Linked DNA regions of Homo sapiens: region 1 is linked to region 2. A link is a loop called in an ENCODE intact Hi-C map of the cell type or tissue named here. Cell type or tissue: natural killer cell. All regions are shown on one strand. Each heading gives the region's core, and the rest is flanking DNA. Links, peaks and the distances in the headings are about the cores only. Region 1 has its middle 67 kb from the start of LINC01981. Region 2 overlaps CMC1 (C-X9-C motif containing 1).

Region 1 (10,329 bases), core at 1,048-9,047, 430 kb after region 2:
GTATGAGTATGTCCCTAATATTGCATAGGACACATTTATATTAAAATATTATTTTTTATGTATCTGAAATTCAAATTTAAATGAGTGTCTTGCATGTGTTTATTTGTTTTTCTTTAATCTGCAACTCTAATTCTCATTTAAGTGATTGACTGAAGGAGCACACTCAGGTGAAAGGGAACGGGGGAAGCAAAATGGGGCAGAAGGAAGAAGCTAAGCAAAGATGTGGTCTCAGCTGGGGACAGGCCTCAATCAGATGCCATGGGGAGCTGTGGAATATGAACTGTACCACATAGTGTGTCTCACCTTGAGGCAAGCGGTCTGCCTTTGACACCTCCATATGAGTTAACTGTGGTCTGTGGGTTGCCTCCTAGATGAGGCAGTTTGCATTAGTTCCCATTGGTCCCCAGCTGAGGGCAATTCTCTAGATAAAAAAGCAGCTGTGAGCCAGTCAGAGTCAATACTCATAGCAGCTGGGAGAGGAATGCCATAGCCCAGTAAAGGGGACCTTGGTAGGGCATGCATCCCAGCTCTGTCTCTGATTTTTTTTTTTTTTTTGAGACAGAGTCTTGCCATGTCACCTAGCCTGGAGTGCAGTGGCATGACCTCAGCTCACTGCAACCTCCACCTCCCAGGTTCAAGCAATTCTCCTGCCTCAGCCTCCCAAGTATCTGGGATTACAGGCGCCCATCACCACGCCCTGCGAATTTTTGTATTTTAGTGCAGGTTTTCACCATGTTGGCCAGGCTGGTCTCAACTCCTGACCTCAGGTGATCCACCAGGCTCTGCCTCCCAAAGTGCTGGGATTACAGGCGTGAGCCACTGCGCCCGGACTCTATCTGATTATTGACTACTTTAAGCCTCCTGTCTGATAGTCTGTGATAATCATCTGTATCCTTCCATTTGATCCAACACTTCCTATTTCACATTCTATTATATCTATTTTATGCAATGGGTATTATGTTAACTTATAACTAGGGATTCATAGCTGTAGAAAAAATTGGGAAAAACAATAGTCTGGGTGGTAGATAACCTGCATTCATATTTACTAGCTATGAGCTTGTACAAATAGACTAGCTTCTCAATCTCAGTTACTCATCTATAAAATGGATTTTTTAAAAAACCTCTCTCAAATGGTTATTGTACATTATTCATGGAGATTGGTTCTAAGACCCCCGCAGATACCAAAATCCATGGATGCTCAATTTCCTGATATAAAATAATGTAGTGTTTGCATATAACCTACGGACATCCTCCCACATACTTTAAATCATCTCTAGATTACTTATAATGCCTAATACAATGTAAATTCTATGTAAATAGTTGTTATAGTGTATTGCTTAGAGAATATTGACAAGAAAAAAAGTCTGTACATAGTTCAGTACAGCTACAACCATCCATTTTTAAAAAAATATTTTCCATTTGCCATTGATTGAATCCACAGATGCAGAACCTATGGATACAGAGAGCAGAGTATTTCACCTGGGGCTCCTGTTGGCAGTGTCAAAATATGATTTTTCTTTTCCTTTACATGGAGGGGTCTACTCACTGCACTTCTCCTTTATCTCTGGGCTTAGCCTTTTTTTTGATACCTGGTGATTTGTTTAGGTCATTATAGGAGAGGGCAAATATTGGGCTTCAAGCCCACCTTGTAGAGCAGCCCAATCAGTGTGATGTGTTTGAGGTTAGTTGTTGCCAGGAATGACAAAGTTTGTTATCTTACATTTGGGCATATTATTCAAGTCAAGTGGGACTAGACATTTGATCATGCTTTTAAGAAAATTTTCAGTTTCCTCCCAGTGAACTCCTAGAGAAGATCTCAGAGTAGTTTTTATCTGGACAACTAAATTATCTGCATATCACACATATGTTAAAGGATGTCTGTCATTGAAACTATATGGATAACACTCAAAGAGTTCTGACTTGAGATTCTAATTCAGGCTTCCCCCACCTCCCCACCCACCTTTACTTCCAGACATGAGCAAGTCATTTTACCTCTCTGGGACTTGGTTTATTCCTCTATTTAGTTATAGTGTTTAGACTCATGTCCTTTGGGATGCCCTCTTTTCAAGTCTATAATTCTCAATGTGAAATGTCTGCAAAGGCCTATGGTTTAATTTAGTATACTTTTCAATAATACTTTCTATAACTTATTCTGATCTAAAAAGTTATACATGTTTATTGTATATAATATGGATAACAGAGATAAGCAGAAAGAAGCACGTAAAACTATGTTCTGCACCCACCACCTACAGTGAGCAATTGAGGTCCTATTGTATACACAGTATCAGATCCTTCCATTCATATTAAGCAATATTTTAAAACACTACCAAATTATTATTATTTGATGTTAAATTGCTTTACTATCTACCCATTTTTCCTGGCGTTTGAACTTTTGTAATAGAAATGTTTTCTTGGGCAAATTCTTCCCAAGCCGGAGATATTGTGAAGAACTAGGTTAAGTCTTAGAAAGTGCCACAAATGAGTTGATGATTTTGGTGCCTCAGTAGAAACTCTGCAGAGTAGGTAAGTCCTTCAGAAATCTTGAGGTGCCAGAGATAAGCAGTGCTTCCTGTTTCTTTTCTAACATAAAGATGGTGATTTCCTGTAAGCTCTTGATGTGTAATGTTTAGAATTTCTTTGATAGCACATTGAGAAAATGTTTTAATTTGACTCAAAATGATTTAATCAGACGTTATATAGATAATGAGGCAAATAAATCCTATCCAACCCTAAAATAGAGTTGGCAAATATTATTTTACCCGGAAAAGGAAGAAAAAGGGAGATAAATTAGGACAACTTATGAAAATAAGAGACATTTTCTTATGCATCAAATAAGCCTTCAGAGTTTGCATCTATGGGCTCCTTTAGAAGGAAGGGGAAATACTTGTATTTGAATTTCCAGGCTCTCTAACAAAGCATCAGAAATTCGTCATTAAAAACTGACTTATAAGCAAATTAATACTCATTACTTGATTGTTTATTTTCAGTCACATACATGCACCACCTAACTGTAATTTTTTTCTACCCCGAACATGATTTTCTTGATACTGTTTCTTCAAAAGGATAATCTTGTCACAACCAAGGAAAAAGACTCAAAGAAGTTAAGCAAGTCATTGAAGTTTTTGGCAAAGCAGGGACCAAAACCAGAGCCTTCAGACCCCTAAGTCATTATTCTTCACTTTGTGTTACATTGTATCCAGGGGCATGCATTCTTGGCACTACCATGTATTCTAATTTCTATAACATGGCTCTATTATATGGACTTCTGCACTCTACCTTATTCCTGTAACAGAACAAGAATTAATTTGATTGTGGATATACGTAATAAAGAGTCAGAAAAAACAAGTCAGCAGTTGGCCCCTTCAAAGACAGGCAAGGTGTCAGTACTTACAGAGATGCTATAAAATGAAATTTTAAAAAAAATAGTGGGCCATGGCCGGGCGCGGTGGCTCACACCTGTAATCCCAACACTTTGGGAGGCCGAGGTGGGCAGATCACAAGGTCAGGAGTTCGAGACCAGCCTGGCCAATATGGTGAAACCCTGTCCCTACTAAAAGTACAAAAAAATTAGCCGGTCATGGTGGCACAGGCCTGTAATCCCAGCTACTTGGGAGGCTGAGGCAGGAGAATTGCTTGAACCCTGGAGGCGGAAGTTGCAGTGAGCCGAGATTGCACTACTGCACTCCAGCCTGGGCAACAGAGCGAGACTCGTCTCAAAAAAAAAAAAAAAAAAAAAAAAAAAAATGGTGAGCCGTTTGCAAGATAAAACCCAGCCGTTTTTACTCTGAGAACAATCAACCTGAAAAAATCATCTGATCTCTAAAAACCAACCCAGTCATACAACAAATAGCGGCTGAATTTCACAAAACCTAACATTTTGATATTTTAAGCTCCAGGAAGACATCCAAGTCTATATTATTTATTGAGCATCTACTAGCATCAGGTTCTATGCTATGGTCTAGGAATACTATAAAGAACAAGATAGGCAGGGTTCTTTCCCTGTTTCATTCACTTATTAATTTATTAACTAGATATTTATATAGTCCCAGCTATGTCCCAGGTACTGTGCAAGATATGGGATTCAATGGTGGGCAACACCAGACCTGTTCTACTTATAGAGCTTGTCATAGCCCAGTGGAAAAATAAGCCGTCTAAATGGTTAAGTTTAACATCCAATTATTATTTCTCTTGATTCTAATTTCCAGCACCAAGATTCTTTATCACCTTATATATGAATCCCCTCCTCCAATCCTTCTCAAGTCTAGGAGCCCCTTAGCAAAGTGGATGCCTGGCATCTGTATTACTAATACATAACCTTCGGTTATTGCATAACCTTCAGTTATTACTGTGAACGTCTCAAAATGTGCGGAAAGACAAGTTCTGAAAAACCGTAAAAAGTGGGAAGTCTAAATATCTTTTTTAAAAAAATCTATGAAGCATAAAATGACCAATAGGGCCAAAACGCTGACGAAAGGGGCAGAGTAATTAACTACAAGCATATGTCTACCACCAACACTTTCATCTGCAAGTCGGCAACAAAATATCCCCATTTTCATGCTTTAATCATTTCTATAAGTTGCTAGCCCTGGCAGAAGCCCAAACAGAATATGAGATGTTGGGCTGGGCGTGGTGGCTCATGCCTGTAATCCCAGCAGTTTGGGAGGCCGAGGTGGGTGGATCACTTGAGGTCAGGAGTTCGTAGCCAGCCTGGCCAAAATGGTGAAACCCCATCTCTACTAAAAATACAATAAATAGCCAGGCATGGTGGCATGCGCCTGTAGTCCCAGCTACTCGGGGGGCTGAGGCAGGAGAATCACTTGAACCCAGGAGATGGAGGTGGCAGTGAGCCATGATCGTGCCACTGCACTCCAGCCTGGGCAACAGAGCGAGACTCCATCTCAAAAAAAAAAAAAAAAATATATATATATATATATATATATATTAAACAAACGTCTCGAGAAATCTGTAAATTATTCCAGGTAGAGAAGTAGTGAGATGAAGTAGGCTGAGGTTACTAACTCCTTTGATTCTTTGCTCAATAATTTAGGCATAGAGAATACAATGTCCATACAAAGTAGGACATTTTTCCCTTCTCTCCCCTTAATTGTCCCCCACAATTGTAATTTTTCCTGAAGAAACTGAAAAGCAATTTTCAAAATAAAGAAGTACTGAATTTTAGATACACTTGTACAACTACAGTTGTCTTTTCTTACCTCTGTAAGTTTCTGAGGCTTGGATTTTAAAAAATCTGCATTACAGCTTTCAGGACCTCATGATTACCCTGTTCCAAACCTATCCAATAAATACCATGATGAATCTGCTTTTCAGGAGGGGCTCCTGAAATCAAATCTGATCCAGCAGAGAACATGACCCCAGGACAGGACTCAAAGGCTTACTCATCTGCCCAGGGTTGTCGCTTTATATTTCTTTAATATGAATCAAAGATGGGCTAGAAGGTAATTCAACCCTTAGGTGCAATTCAGAGTCTAATATATGCTGTGGCCTGGATTTCTTGCAAAGGTTCTGAGTTTTCATCAATGTTCATTTTTAAGTAGTTTAATTCTGCCTTTGATTACCAAGTGCTAAAATATGAACCTTCACACTTGTGAGTCACCCAATTTAACCAAGCTGTGGCTTTACCCTCAGAGAGTTTCCTAGGTGTGAACCTAACTGTGCCCGAGACCCACAAAAACATTTTAGTCAAGATTTCCAGGGTGAATTCTTGCCCACCCTTGTCAAAACCACACAGACTCCCACCCTTACATCCTTGCAGAGAGGTACTGCCACAACCCTGCGCTCATCAGTGAGATTCTGATTCTGCTATTAAGTTGGCTATAAGATCTTAGGTTAGTGACTTCACCTCCCTGAGCCTCAATTTCCTTGTTAGTAAATGGGAGTAATATATCACACAGTGTAATTAAAAGAATTCAGAATAAAACAGTGTCTGTAAAGTGACTAGGACCCACTGGGGACTGTCTACCTTGAAGGATTTACCATTTTAATTGAAAAACAAAATATAGGCATGGGAAGCAATTGAAAATATAATTAAAACTCATATGAAATAGATGATTAGCAAATGAGATATGACTTTAGTTCTAGGGTACTAGTTTACTACATTTCATTTTTCTAAGATGTCATCTTTTACAAAAGGATTTTCTGTTTCTAAGATGTAAAATCTGAATAAAATATGGATATTAGAAAATAAAATTATGTAAGTGGCAAGCATGAGAAACAACATTGTTGCAAATAAGTTTAAGGAAAATAGGAAGCTAGGCTCACAAAGACATTCTTTCACTTTTCTTTCTCTTGGTTTTTTTCTTCTGCTTTTTTTTAATCTTGGTGCAATCCATGTAATTTTGTAAGAGTCCTTAAAACTGTGTTGGTGGGATATAGATTTCTGGATGAAGAGATAGTTCAACCTTGCTCATGTCAGAAAACAACCCATCAGTCTAAAAAAGATCAGTTTCCTGGGCTCCGTTGGGTTAGGAGTTGTGGACTTCTAGACTCCTAGGCAAAAGAACACATACGTAAACTTACAGCCAAAGTTAATTTTCACCTAATGAACTTGTTGTTAAAAGGAAGCATAAAGTTTACAGAATTCTTTTAGAGACATCTCTTTTTTCTTTATTTACCTCTATTAATAGCATTGTCCTATTACTAGCCCTTTAATTTCTCCTTAAGGCAACCATACTCATTGCATGCACTAGGGATAGTGTCTATTGTATAACGCCTTCAGTGTGCACCACTTGACAATGTTCTATCATCCCGTGACCTAAATCTTATTGAATGAACCAGATTTATTTCTGTCTTAGCCCTGAGATAATAAATGTCTTTGGAATTTCAAAGGTACTAGAAGAGGGGCAGGGCCTGTCATCTTGAATGGGAGACTAGACTGTAAGAACCAACAGGAAAATGACCAGTGTCTAGACCAGTGCCTGATGCATAGCAGGCAACACACAAGTATTTGCTGAATGCATAATTGAGGCCAAAGTCAGCTGTAGAAAGAGAAGGAGACTGTGAGCTTAAAGAGAGATTTGGATTTCAAGTAACCCTGTTAGAGAGATATGATCAAAATTTATCCTAAGTGCTAAGAGCAGAGTAGGATCAGGATAACTGTAGAGAAATTTGTGAAGTGCATTTTCATAAATTTTTGTCTTCTGATGAGTACTCTGAAACCCTGTCATGAATGACATCGGCCATCTAAGTCTTACCAAGATCTGCCTTCAGAGAAAAGCCACCATCCCTACTCTCACTAAGGAGTTCATGACTGAGGGTCATTTACTTTAAACTTGATCTCAGGTATTTGCAACTTTAGGTGATCTCACCTCACTTTGGTCTCCTTAAATGAAAGGAGTTTTGAATATAGATTTCCCAGAGATGGCTGAAGGGGTAAGTAATGATGATGGGATAATAATGAATAGATGAATGATGGTCGCAAGTGGGTTCTCTATTTACACTGCATCACTCTAGGGTTACCATTCACAACTGTACATAATAACCATGGCATAGAAGGTAGCTACAAAATCTTATACCATTCAAGTAACCAGCTACAAGTTGAGCACTGGAGCTGCAGACCAGGTGAGGCATATTGCTGGATAGCCCAGAAAAAGAAAACCAGCCTGCATCAAGAATAAAAGCAGACTGGGGCTTTAAAATACAAGAGGTATCTTCAGAACAAATAAGGAACCTGGGTCAGAAATAATTGAGGTAGGTGGAATGCAATAGAAGCATATCCTAAGCTCTCAACATAACTGCATTTCAGCCTTTGAGGTATAAATCAGATGAGGAAGTGTGATGTTAGACTTTTTTTTTTTTAAGACAGAATCTCACTCTGTCATCCAGGCCGGAGTGCCGTGGCACGTTTTCGGCTCACTGCAACCTCCACCTCCCAGGTTCAAGCGATTCTCTTGCCTCAGTCTCCCAAGTAGCTGGGATTACAGGCATGCACCACCACGCTTAGCTAACTTTTTTTGTATTTTTAGTACAGACGGGGTTTCTCCATGTTGGTCAGGCTGGTCTTGAACTCCTGACCTCAGGTGATCTGCCCGCCTCGGCCTCCCAAAGTTCTGGGATTACAGACGTGAGCCACTGCGTCCGGCCAATGTTAGATTTTATTTATCAGTTTGGCTAGGCTATAATACACAAGCATTTAATCAAATGCTAGCCTAGGTGTTGATGTGATGGTATTTTCGTAGGTGTGGTTAATGTCTATAATCAGTTGACTTTAAAGGAGATTAATCTTTAATAATGCAGGTAAACTTCATCCAATCAGTTGAAGGTCTTAAGAGCAAAAACTAAGGTTTCTTGGAGAAGAAATTGCTTAAATACCACAGAATCAACTCCTGAGTTTCAAGTCTGTTGAACTGTCCTACAGAGTTTGAACTTGATAGACACACAACAATCATGTAAGCCAGTTCCTTAAATCTCTAAATAAAACAAATATATATGTATGTATGCATACATTTATATGTATATGTACATATTTGTCTCCTACTGGTTCTGTTTCTCTGGGGAACACTGATTGTACAAGAGACTACATAGAATTAAAATGCAGAATGTAATAACCTTCATTCAATAGTCAATACATATTTAATGAGTGCCTACTATGTTCGAGACACTGTGGATGCCCCTGAGTGTCAGTGATGCAGAGTGAAGAAGAAAGTCATTGTGAGATGGCATCACCAGAAGGGCTATGAGAACATACAGTCTGTCCTGCTCTTGAAGGACTACTAGGATTGAGACAGGCAGCTGAGGGATGGGCTCTTTCATGCCAACATGAGAACTGCCTTTGTTTTCACCCAAGAGGCAGCCATGCCAAGTTACTAGAAATTTAACTTGTAGTTGGAAAGAATCTACAGCAAGGAATCTTTGCTGAATTGTAATCAAGACAAACCATAGTACTTCATGCAAACTCATTTTCTTTTCATCTCTTCACTCATTATGTTAAACATATGTGTGAAGAAAATAATCTTTCATGGTTGCTGAAATCCAGAGCCCGATTAGGTTTATTTCAGCAAGTTACTAATCACTTTCTTTTCTGATTGAGATTACTGAAGCACCTGTGAGAGTGCTGATTTCCTTTGATGCAAGAGAGAAGCTATTTGAAACCCTTACAGTCCTCTGAAAGTTGACCCATCTTACTGTAATACTTTCAAGAATCAGAATCAAAGTTTGGGTTGGGAGGTGCCAATAGGAAATTCTGAAGCATGCAGGAGCAAATGATCTATTTCTTTTTTTTTTTTTCCCCACTTATCTTCAGATATGGAGAAAATGCTAAAATGGCAATGGTTAGGGTTTATACATTGCAGAATCTCACATGGTTTGAGCTCTCAATTGTTATCACCAACCCCAAATATTCCTGCAGTGAGCAGTGTGAAGACCGTGGTAGATGTATAGACAAGATCACAAGGAAGTTCATTATCTTGTATTTGAATCCTAGTAAGGAGTTTGCTTTTGGGATCATTTGGATATTTCAAGCTTTTAATGGAAGGCAGAACTGGTCACTGAGATTGGAAATAAAGGAAGAAAGGTCTTAAACTTTTCAAAAGGGTAATAATTGTTTTCAAGAGGCTGAACAATACTCAGTGAGTCTCCAGAGGAATGGATGTTTTCACAGTAGAGGATTTGCAGTTCTAAAAGAGAAGAACCTTCTCTCTATGTTGATGTGGGAGTATCTCCAGAATATATAGCTAATTGGAAAAATGAAGCACTGATTAGTATACATAGCACGGTAGATTTTAGGGGAAAAATAGAGAGCTATATAGAGGAAAATAGAGGAATATATATCTGTATTTGTTATATTTCATAAATATATATCAGGAAAAAAAACCAATAAACTCCTAAATGGTTACCTCCAAAAGTCAGGGTGGAGTAGGGGATCCAGTAGTAGATACAGGTATAGGACTAAAGCACTTCTCTCAACATGCCTTTTCATGTTTCCCTTTTTTGGTGGCAAAATACAGACAATATAGAATTACAATTTTAACCATTTTAAAGTGTACACTTCAATAGCATTAAGTATATTCACAATATTTTACAACCATCACAACTATCCAGTTCCAGAACTTTTTTATCACTCCCATAGAAATGCCATACTCATTAAGTAGCCATTCCTCATTCTCCCCTCCTCTCAGACTCTGTCAACCACAATTATGCTTTCTGTCTCTATAAATTTACCTATTCCAGATATTTCATATAAATAGAATCATACAATATATGACCTTTTGTGTCTAGCTTCCATAATGTTTTCAAGGTTCATTCACATTGTAGCATGAATCATTATTTCATTTCTTTTTATGGCTCAATGATAGTTAATTGTGTAGCTATAAC
Region 2 (8,000 bases), core at 1-8,000:
AAAAAATGGATATTGTTTGGATACTGATGTAACCTCTGATCACAATAAATTTGTAGAATAAAATTTAATTGTTAATAACAGCTTTGAATTTAAGTAATACAAAAACAGGATGCCTTAAACTTTCTGAACATTTAGTAATATTTTAGGTATGATTTTAGGGAACTAGCTATGTGGAGGTATTCTGTAATACTGAATTTGTACATGAAGAATTATTCATTATATATAATAACATTCCTTTGTCTTAAGAGCCTACTTGGCCATTGTTAGTCTTTGGGATAGCATGAAATTTATTTTTTTTTGTTTTTTGTTTTTTGAGACAGAGTATCTGTAGCACAGCCTGGAGTGCAGTGGCGCAATCATGGGATAGCATGAATTTTGAGGACTGTTCCCTCTTCGCATAAGAATAGAAGTAGCCATCAGAGTTCATATACTTTTTCAACCCTTTTTCCTCAAATACGTATCATTTTTACTTAAGTAACTTCAATTCTGTGTTTTAAGCTATCTAATAATTGTTGTTTCTACTATGTTAAGATAGCCTCTCTACATTGTTACCCTCCATCCAATAAAAAATACTGATCTGACTTCATTGTTTTATCATTTGGCTTCCAAAGTTTACTGACCTAAGTAAATAATGTGAATTGTGTCAGGCCAATTTCTATCAAAAACCTGCTTTAGAGAAATGATCAATTAGGAAAAACAATTTGAGGAAATGAGATACAGCCACTCTTCTAGATCAGGGGTTGGCAGACTTTTTCTATAAAGTGCCAGCAGTAACTGTTTTATTCGGCTTTGTGAGCTGGCAGTACAGTCTCTGTTGTTATTTAACTCTGCCATTTGAACAGTACTTCAATTATGCCTTCGAATTTTATCTAAGTTTACTGCAAGGAAACTTTTTCTTTTTTTGAAAAATGTGTCTAGTATAGTATCCATGTAAACTATTCCTTAAAATTATCTTGTTATCTTTTCTCCTGTCAACCTAGGTTTCCCCTTATTTTTCTGTATTGTCCTTTTTATAAGCCACTTCTAATCAGTTTAGAAAGGAGTAGAGAATGAATAATATCATCAAAAGAGATCAAATACAGGGGCTATATAAATAGTACATTTGAAGCATGTGATATAGAATGGAATTTCTGCTTCCATTCATGGGAGATTACATAATTTGGGTCATATCCACTAAGAATTTCTTGAAAACCTGACTCCCCCAGAAAATACCTGTTTGAAGGCATCAGATAACTAACAAAATACTGAAAAAATCTCTGTGCCAGGATTTGGGGAAAGTTGAGTCCCAAGGAGATATTTTCAAGGCTGCAAAGCTGTAATTGTGGCTCCAGAGTATAGTCTCGCAATTCTTTAAAGCTCAGTATCAATTCAGAGGACAGTTTTTAGAAATAATTGCCTTAAATTCAGTTTAAAAGTTACTTCACGTTAAAGCCATACCAACAGTATGTATGTAAAGAATTGTGTAATTACAGCATGTTCCAGTGGCTCTCTTAGTGCTCATATACACTTGTGGTTTTTTGCAAATTGGTTTGCATTTGTATCAGGTAGACAATGTGAACTGCAAAACTGATTAGGTTTCTCTCTTCTGGTTATGTACTAGAAAACTTATAACCAAATTTGTGGCCTACTGTTGGTCAACTTTTATCATGCATTTTTATGTTAACCTCATTCTCCACTGCATTTTGTTTTGTTTTCTATTTTTCGCCTCATCATTTCTGCCTGTTTGCAGTTTATGTTCTTGTGTTTTGTTAATCTTTGTAAGTTACTTCATCCACTTTTAAGAGGAACAATTCAGATGACAGATTAGTTTACTATATTGGAGAAAGTATATAGGGATATTTCCATTAAACCATTAACTAAAGGTTTAGATATTTTTAAGGAATATTTTTCAGTTATTTAGATAACTTGCTTTTTTGGAACTCTCCTTTTTTGTATTTCTTCCATCATATTGCTAGGCAAATGAGGTGTAGTATACTGTTTCTCTATCTTAAGATAGAGTGAACCTTTTAATTACTGGAGGCCTTTTATATGATACTCCTTGTATAAAACATCATTTAACAATAATAGCCCTATCAGAAATTTAACCAATGTCTTGCCAGTGTCCTGTTTTGATTTTGGCTTTAGGTTGATGGCTTCAGTTTTTAAACCAGATCTAGACAGGGAGTCGCTGTACTTCTTTTGCTCATCATCTGTAAACTTACATTGTGGAACTGTGTTACAGATGACTTCCTAAAATGTAAATTCCAGGTTTAGAAAAAAAAAGATTAGGTTAGTGTTTATCAGGCTCTTCTGTGTTTCCTTAGTGCTGTGAAATTTTATTAGTTATAATAAGCATTATAAAAATATGGAATAAGTCAGAAAGAACACACCAATACCAGAGTGCATTACACACAATAAGGGTAAGTATGGTTTCTTAGAACTTGTTTTCTTTGGGTTGCAGTGTAAAATGATTCTTGCTGTGCCTTGCAATAAAAAATGAGAGCCACTTGTTTGGGGGGAACCGCAGTTGTCAAAATACACACTTTTAAGTCTATAACTCTTGGCTAAGAATATCCCATAGTTTAATTCTACTGTGATGATGGAGGATGTAATAGTTCAGTAAATTTTCAAATGCTAAAGAAAAATATGTATGGCTGAAGTAGAAACTCAAGTAAGTGGATTTTTCTTATACAAGGAATAGTTATTTGTGTATTAAAGAGTTCCATATATAGTGTCAATTAAGAAAGCTGGGCTTTTAGCTGTTACACTTTGTAAGCAGGACATGTACTCCCTCCTTCAGTTGTGGACATGCAGGTTTCACTTAAAAGTCAGAGATGTGAAGTTTTATACTGAGAAGTATAAAACTTATAAGATTGTGTTGGCAGTCAGCATATTGTAGGTGCTTGGTAATTGATGATGATATCAAAAATGTTACTCCAAAAGGGCAGTGATCAGTCATTAGACCGGGTTAAGTGAAAGACAGCTTTGAACAGCAACATGGCAGACTGGAGTAGACTTCTCAACCCATTTCCTCGTGTGTAAAATGAGGTTACTCACTTTACCAAGTTGGTGTGACAATGTAGGTGAAGTGCCTAGTATATAATAAGTGCTCAGCCATCATTATTTGTGCTTTATCTGTTTTTAGAGTTCTCATTTGAGAAGTTTCAGTGTAACATTTCAATATTTTAAGTAGTTGTATAAGTTCTTTATAGACAACTATATATATTACTAGCATTTTGCTTGTGTGGCATTTAAAGCAAAACTAAACTTTATACTCCCAGTTGGGGAACTGCGGTGAGGATAGGAAGGTCACAATCTATACATTGTCTTTGAAATACCTAGATAAGAGGTTTAATTGGAAGCCTGCTAAAAATTAGGGATGACAACTTGCCTTTTCCAATATCATTTAAATAATGGTTTAAACATTTTGTTCAAGTAGATAGAATTTAAAATAATTTTTTACACACTTTGAAGATTGTAGCACTTTTAATGTTAACTGTAAAGTGGGAAACACTAACTGCAGTTATTTTCTTATCCACAAGAGGGAGAGCTATACTTAGTAATAATTTTAGATTTGTCTATCTGTAGTTTTAAATTCAGGTTACATTAAGAGCAAAAAACAAGACTACATGTGTATTAAACTCAGTGACCTAGTTTTTAACTAAACCTAAGTTTTAAGCAGTCTTCATTAAATTGAACTGAAAAGTTTTTATTAGGCACTGTAAACGTTACTAGAATTGTTTATTTCCATGCCTAGCTGTGTATTTTAGTACTCAGAACTGTCTTCAGTATTTGCTCTTCTTTTCTCTAAAACAGGCACTGATTTACTGTCTCGCACCAATAATAAACTATTTTTAAGCTGTATTATTCATACCATGACTGAATGAATGAATTAGCACATGTTCAGTGTTTACACTTACTGCTATATAATGTGAGTAACTCTTCGGAAAGCATACTGAATGCCTAGAATTGTACCAAGAAACCAACAACTCTCTTCACACTTAAGACAGGTTCCTATGTGAAACATTCATTGTAGCAAACAACTCAGATGTTTTTTGGTGAAGTAGACATGGTTAATTTTGTGAACTAATTATTTGACACCTATTAAAAACTTGCAAAGAGCTCTGATTTCTAATATACTACAACTTAACAAATGATGTTTACAACAGACTAAAGCAGATTTTTCTGAAAAGCAGTGTAAAGTTTATTGACAAAAAGGTATTTCACCTTACAGAATTCAAAATATTTTATATATTATATATTAAATATAAACTATATTCTGTAATTTGAGATATTAGATTTCAAAAATGTTATCCTTTTGAAGTTTAAGTGTTTATGGCAACACAAAAATTGAAGCATAAGGTGACACGTTTGTCTAGTTTGATTTCTGTACTATTAAAATTACACTAGTATCTAAGGGGTAATAATTTTTTTTTAATGTTATAAGATTTAGTCTTACATTTAATATTTTGTGATATTCCTGTACAACAAAATGAGAATATGTGCTGAAGATTTTAATTTCATTTAGTTGGCAATTAAGCAGCAAAAAAAGAAAATCATGAATGTCTGAATATGAATGTTTAATGGAAAACAAAATCTATAAAAATTAGATTTAAAATCACTAATTATAATTTCTTAGATAATTGAGGTAAAATACTTTTAATTATAAAAACAGGAGAGGCATTTTTGAAGTTTCTATTTCTGTTTCATATAATCTTCCCTCTCTAGCTTCTTTTTCCTTACCAGGAAATCATCTGGCTCTTCATGTCTTGTGCTGTCATGTCACATTGGTTTAGAACCAACATTATGAGACAGCCCAGTCAAACATAAAGAATGTAATGCATGAAACCTAAATTTTATTTTAATGTAGACTTGGATATATATTCAGCAGTTGATATATCATTTCAATTCACAGTGTCAAAACAATCAAAAGATAAATACAAATTGATCCATATTTGAATGAATGTAACTTTACTCTTAATCAGATTTGCAAATAAAGAATGTATTTCTTACTACTTACTAATTAATAGCTGCACATTACAGCCTAAAATGAAATCTCAGTTCTGAGACTCTGCAAGAAGCTCTTATCAGTTATAATTTTATTTTTATTATACCGTTTAATATAATAGTTAATTGCTACATATCAGATGGACAGTGTTATTCTTTCAAGATCTTTTCACTTATTAATGCCCTAGTTAAATATCTTTCAATTGTTTTTTTCAGTTTACATCATCTCAAAACTAATTGGAGCAGAAACTTGATCTGCATATTTCTAAAGTTATTCCCTTTTGTCTAAAAAAGAATGATGAGTATTAACTTTTTGTAAAAAAATTTATTTCAGTGATAATATGCAGCATGCATACTGGGAACTGAAGAGAGAAATGTCTAATTTACATCTGGTGACTCAAGTACAAGCTGAACTACTAAGAAAACTGAAAACCTCAACTGCAATCAAGAAAGGCAAGTCACTGTTTACCGGAAACCACTGATTCCAGCCAAACTGCCTGAAGAGCAACTAGCTGTCATATCTTATCAAAATCTCATCAAATGAGAGATTGATAAGCCAAAGTATATATAGTACATTCGCAGCCTACCCATTCTCTGCTTTGGCTTCAGTCTCATACTGGTCAACTTCACACATAAAGGTGTTGCTGATGTGTTTTTTCTTCAGTACTGTATTCTTTTCCCCTTGTGGCTTTTCTCAGCCAAGTGTTGCTTATGTGTATAAGACTGAGGTGTTAAGTTTGCTCTAGTTGACCTTTTACCACAGCTACTTCATATATTTGAAAAAAAAAAAAAAAAGACACCAAAAGCAAATTTTCATTCCAGTGCTACAGAATACACCAAACACCTAGCTTTTTAGGTTGTTTTGAAAAAGAAAACAAACTTTGATTCATTATTTGGGTTTTTGCATTTCTTATAAGCTTTTCTTTCCATAAAGGATATAGCTGATTACAACGAAGACTAGGTGTTCTCCCCTTATGCCCTTCAACCAAACAAAAATTTTCATTGCTTTGCCTTTCATATTTAACTGCTTGACTGATTTAACTTCTTGAGTTTTGTGTTAACTAGTAGTAGCTACTTTCGCCAAAGCTATTTTTATACCTTGGAGAAAAATCAGTACATTTGTACCTAGTATTACATAACAGGTATATTTCTGAAAAGTTGTGTGATACAAATTTGAATGCCCTAAAATTTACTTTTTAAAAATGAGATAGGACTTTTTATAAAAGATTATCACCATCTAGTTTAAAATTACTTATTTATATTTCACATTGTCTTAAAGAGGACACAAGAGGATTGTGTCATAAATAGTTCTCCTCAGGAGTGTTTATTAGTGAGGAAAAATGTTAAATTTTGGGAAGGAAAATTGAATGTAGAACTCCTTTTCATTTTTAGAGAGTTGGTTACATATAAATCAGGGAAAATAGTATGGTGTTTTAGCAAGTCCAGCTTAATTTTTGGTTCACTTTGTCCTTGAGTTTTCCAGTGGTCAGAGTTATATATGAGACCAAAGGTTGAATGTACAAATAAGATCTCTCTATAAAGGGACTCACAGAGTAATTCTGCATTGAGTTTTCAATGTAGCTTTGTTTACATGATAAATAGAACTACCAAAGAATAATAAAGGAGCAATGCTCTTTTCATACTTGGACATGGCTCATCCTTGTGTTCCTTCCTAGCTGATTAATATTTTTCGGTGCTTTGGAACATAAGTTTTCTAGCACTTTTCCTATGACAGTGGTAGGCTCAAGGTCACCACTCCTTACACAGAACTCATTGCTTTGAGGAGTACAGAGATGAGACTAGAACCACCTTTCTCCTGACCTTTGTATCACCTTTTTTCCAAAGCCAAACACTACACTTCCAGTTCTCCTCCATCCATATCCACCCTCCCAGGAAAAACAATGAACTTATTTTATAATGTCGTTCAATCTGTTTCTTCTAAAATTACATGAAGTCAAGCCTTAGTTACACTTGGCCATCCTTCTTGAGCTAAGGATAAACTTACCTTTCCACACTGGTAGGCTGAGCTGGAGGGAGTGGAGAAACCTGTATTACCAATGTGCTGGCTGTGGTGAAATAATAGCTTTTAAGTAGTCTTTTTCTAGGCCATTGCATTTGTACAAAACTTTTTTTTTTTGGCTGTTTTTTTTTTTTTTTTTACTTTACCTACATTGTGACCACAGTAGCATTAACATTTGCTGTGTTTTACAAGAAACAAGATTTCACAAATTTTATTTAAACTGCTTTATCCATAAAAGCCTTTGATATATAAAAACTTCATTTGGGTCTCACCAATTAAAAATGCAATTATTTCTAAAAAATTTGCTTTTGGACTGCCTGTGGACAAAGAGTTTGAGCAAAGGAATATTATATTTAACTAAAAAATGCTAAAACTTAAGAACTGTCTCAGTCCCCACTGACATGTGAACAGTCTGCAATCCTTCTCCAGCCACAATAAGAGCCAAGAACAGGATCTTTATTTGTATTTTAACTGTATTAGTTTCCAACTTTTAAAAATATGTAGTTCTTCATCTTTTAAAAGCTCTATGACATAGTTGGGACAGGAATTCTATATCCATTCTGCAGACAAGGAAAGAGACATCAGGAGCAGCTAAGAGACAAATATCTAAAGTCACAGTAAATTGCTGATCCAGGATTAAAACTCAGATCATCTGTCATTTATCTCCTAGTCACAGTGCCTCAATGATCACACTAACTTGGAAATCTTAATTTCATCACCAGTTCTAGAATTCAAATTGGTGAAGTGTTATCGAATTTTATGATCACAAATGTAATGAAAACTGACATTTAGTCTGTGTTTTCTTTTTAGCCTGTGCCCCTGTAGGATGCAGTGAAGACCTTGGAAGAGACAGCACAAAACTGCACTTGATGAATTTTACTGCAACATACACAAGACATCCCCCTCTCTTACCAAATGGCAAAGCTCTTTGTCATACCACATCTTCCCCTTTACCAGGAGATGTAAAGGTTTTATCAGAGAAAGCAATCCTCCA

Evidence for each region. Hi-C counts contacts between places; a loop is a spot of excess contacts. Peaks named below come from ENCODE experiments on the same cell type or tissue, not always from the same donor. Only the 100,000 strongest peaks of a DNase experiment are listed, where the experiment ranks them.
Region 1: it touches region 2 in a loop (8-fold over the local background); 3 of 110 quality-filtered maps call a loop at or near these places.

What each region holds. Positions count from the first base shown.
Region 1 is chr3:27,895,869-27,906,197 of GRCh38, reverse strand. No RefSeq gene overlaps it. Among named protein-coding and RNA genes, the nearest start is that of LINC01981, 67 kb to the right of the region's middle. In natural killer cell, for the core only: no CTCF peak of the experiment used is centred there; DNase peaks (open chromatin) are centred at 2,547 and 5,687.
Region 2 is chr3:28,324,271-28,332,270 of GRCh38, reverse strand. CMC1 (C-X9-C motif containing 1) reads right to left here. Exons shown (of 4, transcript NM_182523.2): 4 at 7,129-8,000. AZI2 (5-azacytidine induced 2) reads left to right here. Exons shown (of 8, transcript NM_022461.5): 7 at 5,321-5,439; 8 at 7,817-8,000. Among named protein-coding and RNA genes, the nearest start is that of ZCWPW2, 20 kb to the left of the region's middle. In natural killer cell, for the core only: CTCF peaks have their summits at 3,289 and 3,497 (motif pointing right); DNase peaks (open chromatin) are centred at 3,510 and 5,550; H3K27ac peaks cover 1,860 bases.